Regions from separate parts of the Homo sapiens genome. Here region 2 is linked to region 1. A link is an interaction called in ENCODE POLR2A ChIA-PET data of the cell type or tissue named here. Cell type or tissue: MCF 10A. All regions are shown on one strand. Links, peaks and the distances in the headings refer to the core of each region. The heading gives the core; the rest is flanking DNA. Region 1 overlaps LINC01375 (long intergenic non-protein coding RNA 1375). Region 2 has its middle 8.4 kb from the start of LIPM.

What was found. ChIA-PET counts read pairs that join two places held together with the same protein. Peaks named below come from ENCODE experiments on the same cell type or tissue, not always from the same donor. Only the 100,000 strongest peaks of a DNase experiment are listed, where the experiment ranks them.
Region 2: POLR2A ChIA-PET joins it to region 1 with 6 read pairs; 1 of 35 experiments calls an interaction of 5 or more read pairs at or near these places.

Annotation. Positions count from the first base shown.
Region 1 is chr10:89,921,823-89,926,227 of GRCh38, forward strand. All of the region lies in intron 3 of LINC01375 (long intergenic non-protein coding RNA 1375), which reads right to left. Among named protein-coding and RNA genes, the nearest start is that of LINC01375, 33 kb to the right of the region's middle. RefSeq lists an enhancer at 1-338. In MCF 10A, for the core only: no CTCF peak of the experiment used is centred there; a DNase peak (open chromatin) is centred at 2,039.
Region 2 is chr10:88,792,083-88,796,487 of GRCh38, forward strand. No RefSeq gene overlaps it. Among named protein-coding and RNA genes, the nearest start is that of LIPM, 8.4 kb to the right of the region's middle. In MCF 10A, for the core only: no CTCF peak of the experiment used is centred there; DNase peaks (open chromatin) are centred at 799 and 1,859.

The DNA of each region.
Region 1 (4,405 bases), core at 329-4,328:
AATTAATTTGCTCCTCTCGAGGGAAAACTATGTGTTGAATATACTGACCCAATTACCTTTGAATTTTATTAAATATGAGAAGCTATTTGGCATAGAATTTAATATCCACTCTGCTTTTTTCAGATCTCCATTGAAATAACTAATTTTCTGAGAAGCTCTGTTCAACTCTTTGTTGAGGTTATCTTCACCTCTTTTCAAAAGACTTCCATTCTCCTTCTACCTATGTGTACCACAAACAAACTTACCTTGATCAACCCTGTCTGCGCTTCAGCATATTTTTATGCTAAATCTAGGCCAGATCAGTGTTTCTTAGACTTTAATGTGCACCAGAGTCACCTGAAGGGCTTGTTAACACAGATTTCTGGTCCCACTCTCCAGGGTTTTGGATTCAGCAGGTCTAGGATGGGGCTGAGAATTTGCAAGTCTAACAAGCTCTCAGGTGATGCTACTGCTGCTGGTCTACGACTGCACTTGAGAACCACTGGGCTGGACAAATAGACCCAAACTCTGGCTGATTATCAAAATCATCTGGGGTAATTATGACCAGAAAGGATGCCTGAGGCCCATACCTGAATGCATGAGAATCTCTGGGAGTCTGGGTCAGGATGGAAGTGAGGTGGATAGGGCACCCTGAGAGCAAATGTTTTCTTAAATTTTGCATCCTGAGCACCTCACTCTAGTCCTGGCCCTGCCACCAATTTGCACTTAATGCATCAGACTAGCTGCAGCATAGAAATCTCTCTAAAGCTTGCTGGAGTAAATAACAAGAGTGTGAAGTAGCCTCTTAACCATTTATAGATTGGGCTACTTTTTTTAACAAGGGATGCTAGTGCAGCGATATTTTTAGAGCTAAAAATTCACAGGTCGTGAGCTTACTAACTGGTTTCAGCTAAATTCCTTCCTTGGTATGGAACCTTTAAGTTACTCAACCTGTTGAAGGTTAACTGCTAATGAACCACTGACCTATATACTAGGAAAATATAAAATGCAATGGAGCGCATATTGGGATTAGAGCTGGGAGATGTTGATGGTGGTTGCTTCTCTTTCCTTGTCAATCATATGTATGCTTGCAAATAATATTTAGTGATTAGCATGTCACAGTAGCAAAAGTACTTTTCTCTCTAAGAATAATTTATTTTGAAATAATTTCAAACTCACAGAAAACTTGCCAGAAGTTTTACAAAGAACTCCTATATCCCCATCATCAGACTCCCCAACTGATAACATTTTATTGCATTTTCTCTATTGCACTGGATTCTTTTCTCACCCATGTCCCTCACCCAGCTCACTCTCTCTCCCACCTCCCCCACCTTGCTCGCTCTCTCTCCTCTTCTCTCTCTCTCTCTCTGTCTCTCCCCCACCTTCTTTTCTTCTCTGGTCTAGGATCCCATCAGGGCACATAAAGGACATTTGATTTTCAGGCCTCCTCCAGTCTGAAAAAGTTCCTTGGGGTTTCTTTTTTCCGTGTTCTTGATGGGTTTAAAGTATGAAGCCCTTTCATTTCAAAGGGTGCTCTCAGCTGTCTGATGTTTTCTTGCCACCATTCTTAGGTCATGTTTTCTTGCAGGAACATGACAGAAATAATGCCCTTCTCAGGGTATCACCTCAGGGGGCACTCTCTTGATGCATCCCACCACTAATGACATGAACCTTCATCACCTGGTTATGTTGGCATCTGTCAAGTTTCTCCACCAGTTTTTCTTTTGTGCTTAGTTATAATTTTGTGGGAGGTATTCCAAGATTATGCCAATATCCTTTTGCTTCTATGATGACTGCCAAATGATGACTCTCCATTTTCAGCACTTTTTCTACATTTTTTAGTTGCCATTTTATTGTAAAGCAAGGTTTAATATCATGTAATCATAGATTTCTATTTTATTTAATGAGTTGTCATTTGACACTTTCATTCTTCATTTGATGCTCAATTTTTCTACAGTTTAAATGGTGGTAGCCCCTTCATGACATTTTCCCATCATTCATTGACTATTTTCTTATTTTCTGGCACAAGGAAAAGATGCCCCAGGCTCATCTTGTTCTTTCTGTGACTCAGCCCAGGAATGAGCCATTTCCTCAGGGAGACACTTAGAATCCCCAAACTCCCACCAAATAGCATTTATAATTGAGAATTACATGTTAAGAATTCAGTTAGCTTTCTAAATTTAAGCATATGCATATCAACAAATGTTAAAAACTCAAAACACAATGTATACGTTGAAGGAATAGATAAAAATGGGAAGATAGACCAGTGAAAAGTTTTTATGGTCATGGTCTTTGTTTATTTCTTCTTGAGTTATACCATCAGCTGAAAAATGTACATACCTCCCAACATTTTATTTGCAGTCTAAGTCTCTTCAGTGTTAACTTGCATCTAGTTAGTCGGTTTCCTTTCTCTGTGGCTGGTTTGGTGGCTTAGATGGACCAAAAGAGTTTTGGCTGTTGACCTTGCAATATATCCCCATGAAGATTTACTGAATGGGACAGGGTGTAGAGTTCAATCCAGTTTGCAGTTTGAGCATAAGAAAGATTCTGGAAAAGACCTGCTTATTGTATGTAGTTTGTACAAACCAAAGATGGTGTCCTGGGAAAGAAATCTGCTGATAACATAATTCTAGTGGTGTTCTTAGAAGGTCAAATTGTTTCCTGCTGAGTTTCCTTGCCAAAATAATTGACTTGCAACCTGGAAACAGCAGCAAGAAGGGTGAAGGGAGAATGAAGGCATTATTGCTTCCTGTGAATTTTTGCTTTCCTGAAAAGATTCAGGTTTTCCAAAGTTCTCTGCTATTTTAAAATTCTAATAAGAAGCAGACCTGGCATCTTGTAATGGTTGAGTTCGTATGGTAATTGCATTACAATAAATAGCTGAAGTGCTAGGCCCATAAAAGTGACCCAAGACCCTCTGTTCTCTTGCAATAGGGGACTCTTTAATAGCCACAGATTTTAAAGGGTCAGTGTCCCTTTGGACCATTTCTTCCAAGCAGAAATAAGCAAAAGTCTACCTTAAGGGCACTGTGTTAGGTGTGAGTAATTTTATGTCTTTGCTAAGTTAAATGGTATTATTAGCCAGAGAAAGTTATGCTGACACAATTTAGGCAGAAATGATATAGGAGATTGTTGGAAAAATCAAACCTTTTGTTTTTCCAAACAAGAAATTAAGCTATTTTGGTGTTATTGGGAGGAAAATAAACTGAAAATTGTAGTATTAAAGAACACATTTGTCTTTAGGATGTGGAATAAGAATACCAGAATCTCCAGGTTTATAAATTAGATATATGAATATGTATTTCATATTCCTTTTCTCCTAATTTCCATTATTCATGGAATTATAAGCATAGAGGAGAAAAAAATAAACTATTTCTAGGACCGACTTCACTGCATTCAGATCTTCATGTTTAGGCTATGGTGCTCAATGGAATGAGGGATGGGAAAGATGTATGAAACCTAGATGTGCCTGTGAGTAGCTCATGATTATGCAGGGGATCGGGGGATTGTATAAGTGTTGCTATGAGTGCAACACAAAGCTCAGTGTGAAATAAACCCTAGGAGTGGCAAAACTAAATGTGATCTAGGTTAAGGAAGAAAGATGTATTTAGATGAAACTATTTGGAGTGTGTGTGTGTGTGTGAGAGAGAGAGAGATAGAAACAGAGAGAGAGAGAGGTACACAGAGAGAAAGAATAATGCAGATGTTTCTAAATGGAAAGGGCACAGTTATACTCGGCACATCAAAACAAGAGGACTAGCAGGTTGCCCATATGGGTATTCACACTATGACATTTACCTTGGTAAATTCACTAGTGTCCTAGAGACTGGCTTACAGTATTTCAGTTTCAAAAACTGAGGTCTCAGTGTACCAGAGTTGATTTGGCTCAGTGATGTTGACTCAGTGTAGCAAAGCTTACATGGGTTTAATGTACAATTTATTAATCCACAATGGGAATTACAATCCTCACTGAGCAGAACATTTATGTTAGCATGCGCACAGTATTCTTGTAGGCCTACATGAGCAGTTTACCTGCAGTTGTGAAATCAGAATCTGGAGGATTGGCTGTTTGATTTCAAAATGAAATGGCATCAAGCTTAACGGACTGTTGTGTCCATTTCCTACGTGAGGGTACCCTTGGTCATAGGACCCATCAGATACATCTTTGAGCCATGATAAAACGTTTTCCCCTGGACATTGCTCAGACTAGCACTGCTCACGGTGGGCTCTGATGCTCTTCCTTGTCTTTTTCCACAGGTGACTAAAGATCCTGTTTGGTTTGACCCATTCTATCCCCTCTACTCTGCAGAGATTAAAAGCAGAAGATGGTGGATTAAACAACAGAATTGGCTAAACTAAAAAATGGTTTAAAATGATGCATACACACTTACATTTTTAAAAATTAATAGTTTTCGATGTAAATTCA
Region 2 (4,405 bases), core at 102-4,101, 1.1 Mb before region 1:
GGGATTCCCAGGCCCCAAACCAAGTCTGCACATCTTTGTGCCTGGCCCTCTAGTGGCCCTGGGAAAAAAGTTTTAAAGAAATCCAATGACAACTGGAGTCTTTTCTGATCCTTGATTGTCCCATCTTTCCTTAGGTATATTACAGGTTTGAAGGGATGGGAAAGGGGGAAACAATTTTCTTCTATATCTTTAAGGGCATTGTTTTTTTAAATTGTCTATAAAGTTTCTGGATTTTTTTGTTGTGCGTTTTGATTTATTTTGTTTGGTATGTATTAATGTGATTAAGAATAGGCTCTATTTCCTCTGTTGGAAAGATATGCCAGACATCACAGACAATCAAATAAACACTCTAGGTCAGGAACCTTTGGGGGAAAGCTTTTGGGAATGATATATGTCAACATTAGCGACAGTTAAAGGTAGGCAACATGCTGATACGTTCTGGAAATGGAGCTGAGACTCCCAAGGCCTCAATCCAAAAGCCAGAATGTGTTAAGGAGAGGCAATCTCTGAATACAGAGACACTTACCATTTACTTCTTTTAAAGGGCTGGGATGTCTCCTGAATGCTATGAGGTGCTTGAAAGGGCCTCTTCTTACCCGACTTGCTCTCTCTCATCTCTTCATTTCCTTCTGCCCCTTGCTTGCCTTAGCCTCCATCATGCTGAAGCTGATCTTAAACATTTGGGCAAGTTGTTTCCCTTTTCTTGGTCTGAGTTTACTCATCTGATCTGCCAGGGGTTTGTCAGCCTCAACACCACATAGTCCTGTGATGTAATAACTTTAAAAATCAGAGCAGGACAAAAGCAGAGTTGCACAACCTTGCCCTTCTGCCCCACACCAGCCAGGGAAACCGCAATGCCTGCCACTTCAGTGTCTGGGTGGTTCTCCCATCATATAGTTCCCCTCTTCCTCCGTAAAGGTTTGTGGTGCTTTGTGCTGCTTGCTGGCTGATCCTAAACCCTAAATTTGGAAGCCGCACAAGCCTGACTCCCCTCTAAGTGCTCCAGGACTAAAATAATTCCCAGCCATTTCTCTACTTCCTACTTCAAATTCGCAAAGGCTGAAAATACAAGTAGATATTTTCTAATTTTTTAAAAGGATCTAGATATAATGTCAGAGGAGAGAAGGATTATAGAAACCAACTTATCCAGGGACATATTTAGAAGCAAATCTTTTCAAACAAAAAATGTTGTAGAGGCTTCAACACATATAAAGTAAATGAGTAGCAGTAGTATATATTTATCATATACAATTCAAATTTATGACCTTCACATATCATGAAGTACAGTGATAAGGGTGACACTACTTCAGTGATCCCCAAAATTAGAAATGGTATTACAAATAACAGAACTTTGGTTATATCTGCCTAGACTTACACAGTAGTGCTTTGTTTTATTTGGCTATATGATATGATAGAATCTGCACAGATAAGTAGTTGAAGTCATAGTTGTTTTTAAACAAACATTTTAAACAACTTCAATTATCTTGTATAAGATAGCAAAGGAAGTTTTACTTGAAAGTTCTAGCAAGTTAGTGAATATGTGGCCACTGATGTTTTGCAATTTGATAATATAATATCCAATTTTTGGGATTAAAAGTGAAGCAAAATGCATCTATGTGCAGCATTAGGTGATTCACAGCATTTTCCAATTGGAATTCTGCAGACCAAATCCATGTGATCCTATTCTCTAGGCTTTGCTATATTTGTTAAATGCAAGCTGGTTTTACGATGCTTAATTAATATTTAAATCCACTTTGAGATCAAAGAAAACTGAACCAACATAAACTATCATTAGCTGTCACAGAAACGAGTAACTGGCATGGTTTTGTCTTCAATCCCTGTAGTTTCTCCTTACACATTTTAAAACCTCAAAGAGGTCATGGTTAGTATGAGTCACCATTTTACTACATTTTTGATGTGGTGAATATAGGAAAATCTTTAACCCTAAAAAAACTAGTCTTCTTTCACTTTCTTATTTTTATTTTTAATTTCTTCACTATCCTACTGCAGACATGAATCTTTCAGTTTCTGAGACCAAATTCCTCTCTGGAGAAAGAAGCCAAGCTGGGAGAATTTGTAGCATGGGGATTAGAGCTTCTCTTCCTGCAGGTAGCCTGCCTGTGAGTGTGGCACAGCACTGGCTCCCAAACTCAGCTCACCCTCAGAATCATTTGGTTCACCTCATGAAAATACAAAGTCCTAGGCCCCAAACCTGGAATCTTTGCTTCCGTGGGTCTGGAGTAGGACCTGAAATCATTACCATTAATTTGGTGTTTCTGATGATTCTGTGTCTGATTTTTTTTTTTAATATGAAAGGTAAAGTCATGGTTGAAAATTTGTTTCCACTTGGCATGACTAAAACCAGTGCTTTGAAAAGAACACACAATTATGATATGCCGTTGCTATCCAAAGGATTCAATGTCTGTTCTAGAGTTGGTGAGAATGAAAAATTTCAGTGTCATGAAGAACAGGGAGCATCTCATAGAAATGAAGTATCATTGCTCCTGAGACAATGAGAAAAGCTCACATCTTTTTCTCACCTGGAAAATGGACATCTACTAACTCACAATGGCAAGCTTATATGCAAACAACTTTTGGAAGATTTATCAACAGATACTAAAGGCTAATAATTTTAAATACCTTAAAAACATGTTTAAATACCTTTATTAAGTAAATTTTTTTATGACCAGTATTTATATACTGTGATGATTCCAAGATTTCTCAACCTCAGCACGATTGACATTTTAGGACAGATAATTTCTTGTGGGGGGCCTGTCTTGTGCATTTTAGGATGTTTAGCAACATCCTTGGCTTCTACCACTAAATGCCAGCAGCACTCTCCTAGTAATTACAACCAGACATTTCTCCATACATTGCCAAATATTCCTTGGCAGGGCAGACTTCCCCCAGTTGTAAAGCATCCCTCTAGAAAAATCACATAATCTCTCTGGGGCTTCAGATTTCTATAATGTAAGATCAGGTAGTAAAGCAGCATTCATAGCAGCAGAATCAGAAAAGACAAATACAGGTAAAATTAAATAACTGGTTAGAAAAAGAATAATTCAGACTTAATGCCAACCCATACAGAAAAATAAATCTCAAATGGTCTCGAATTTCAAATGAAGAAAGAAGTTAAAATATTGAGAAAATATAAAGAATATATTTTACAGCCTTAGGGTAAAGAAGACTTGCCTAAGAAAAAGAGAAAACATGGAAGCTAAAATTGAAAACCCCAAAAGACTTAACTCTATAACATTTTACCACTTCTCTTTGATGAAATAATAACTAAATAAAGGCAAAACATGTAAACTTTTAAAAAATGGAAAAAGAAAAAAAATCTGTAACATTTATAACTGAAGATCAATATTCATAATAAAGAAAAAGCCCAAGCAAATCATTAAAAAAATTAAAAATAAATGGAAAACAGGTTAACAATTTGAAAAAGCAATTCCTAACTAAAAATTAAATAGCCAAAATACATAAAAAAATTTCAGTCTCATTATAACTCAGAAAAATACAAACTAAAACTACAATGAGATATCATTTTGATCCTATCATATTGGCAAAGTTAAAAATACTTGTGAAAATTAAAAAGAATTGATGAAAAAAAGCAGGAGAAACAGCCATGTTCATGCCCTATTATGTTACATTGGTTCAATCTTTTAAGGGTCAATTTTGCAGTAGCTGTCAAAATGTAGACTGTGCATGACCTTTCACCTAGTGTTCTACCTCTATACATCTAGTCTATTAAAAAAAACAGTTTCATACAAGGATTACTTGCTACAGTATTGCTTTTAATAGCTAAACATTGCAAGCCAACTAAGGGCTATGATTGACACATCATCATATAGTGATACATTCATATAAGGTAGCTTTATGCAGTAGTTAAATAAGCCATATTTAAAATATTGAAAGGAAAAGGATTTTGGATGACAATATTTCAGAACTGTATATAAATATGTAAATATAGACATATTTTAATAATCTATTTATATAGTTATATATGTTTATCTGTCTGTATATAAAATTTTGTGTATATCTATGCACATAACAATCTCTTGAAGCATTCACATCAAACTGTTAACAGAAATTAATTTCAGGGAGAAAAGTATTTTGTCCATATTATTGTATGTATTTTATAGTGTTTGAAGTTTTACCACAAACATGTATTTTATAATTTTTAATTATATAATTTTAAAATAAATAAATGAGGATATTGAATTAAATGATTTCTGAAATCTATGACTTCAGCCCTAACAGACTGTGATTTAATTAATTCTGGTTTAGAAATAACATGGAAAATTTAGGCTGGGCACAGTGGCTCACACCTATAATCCCAACACTTTGGGAGGCTAGCGCAGGAGGATTGCTTGAGCTCAGGAGTTTGAGGCCAGCCTGGGCAACA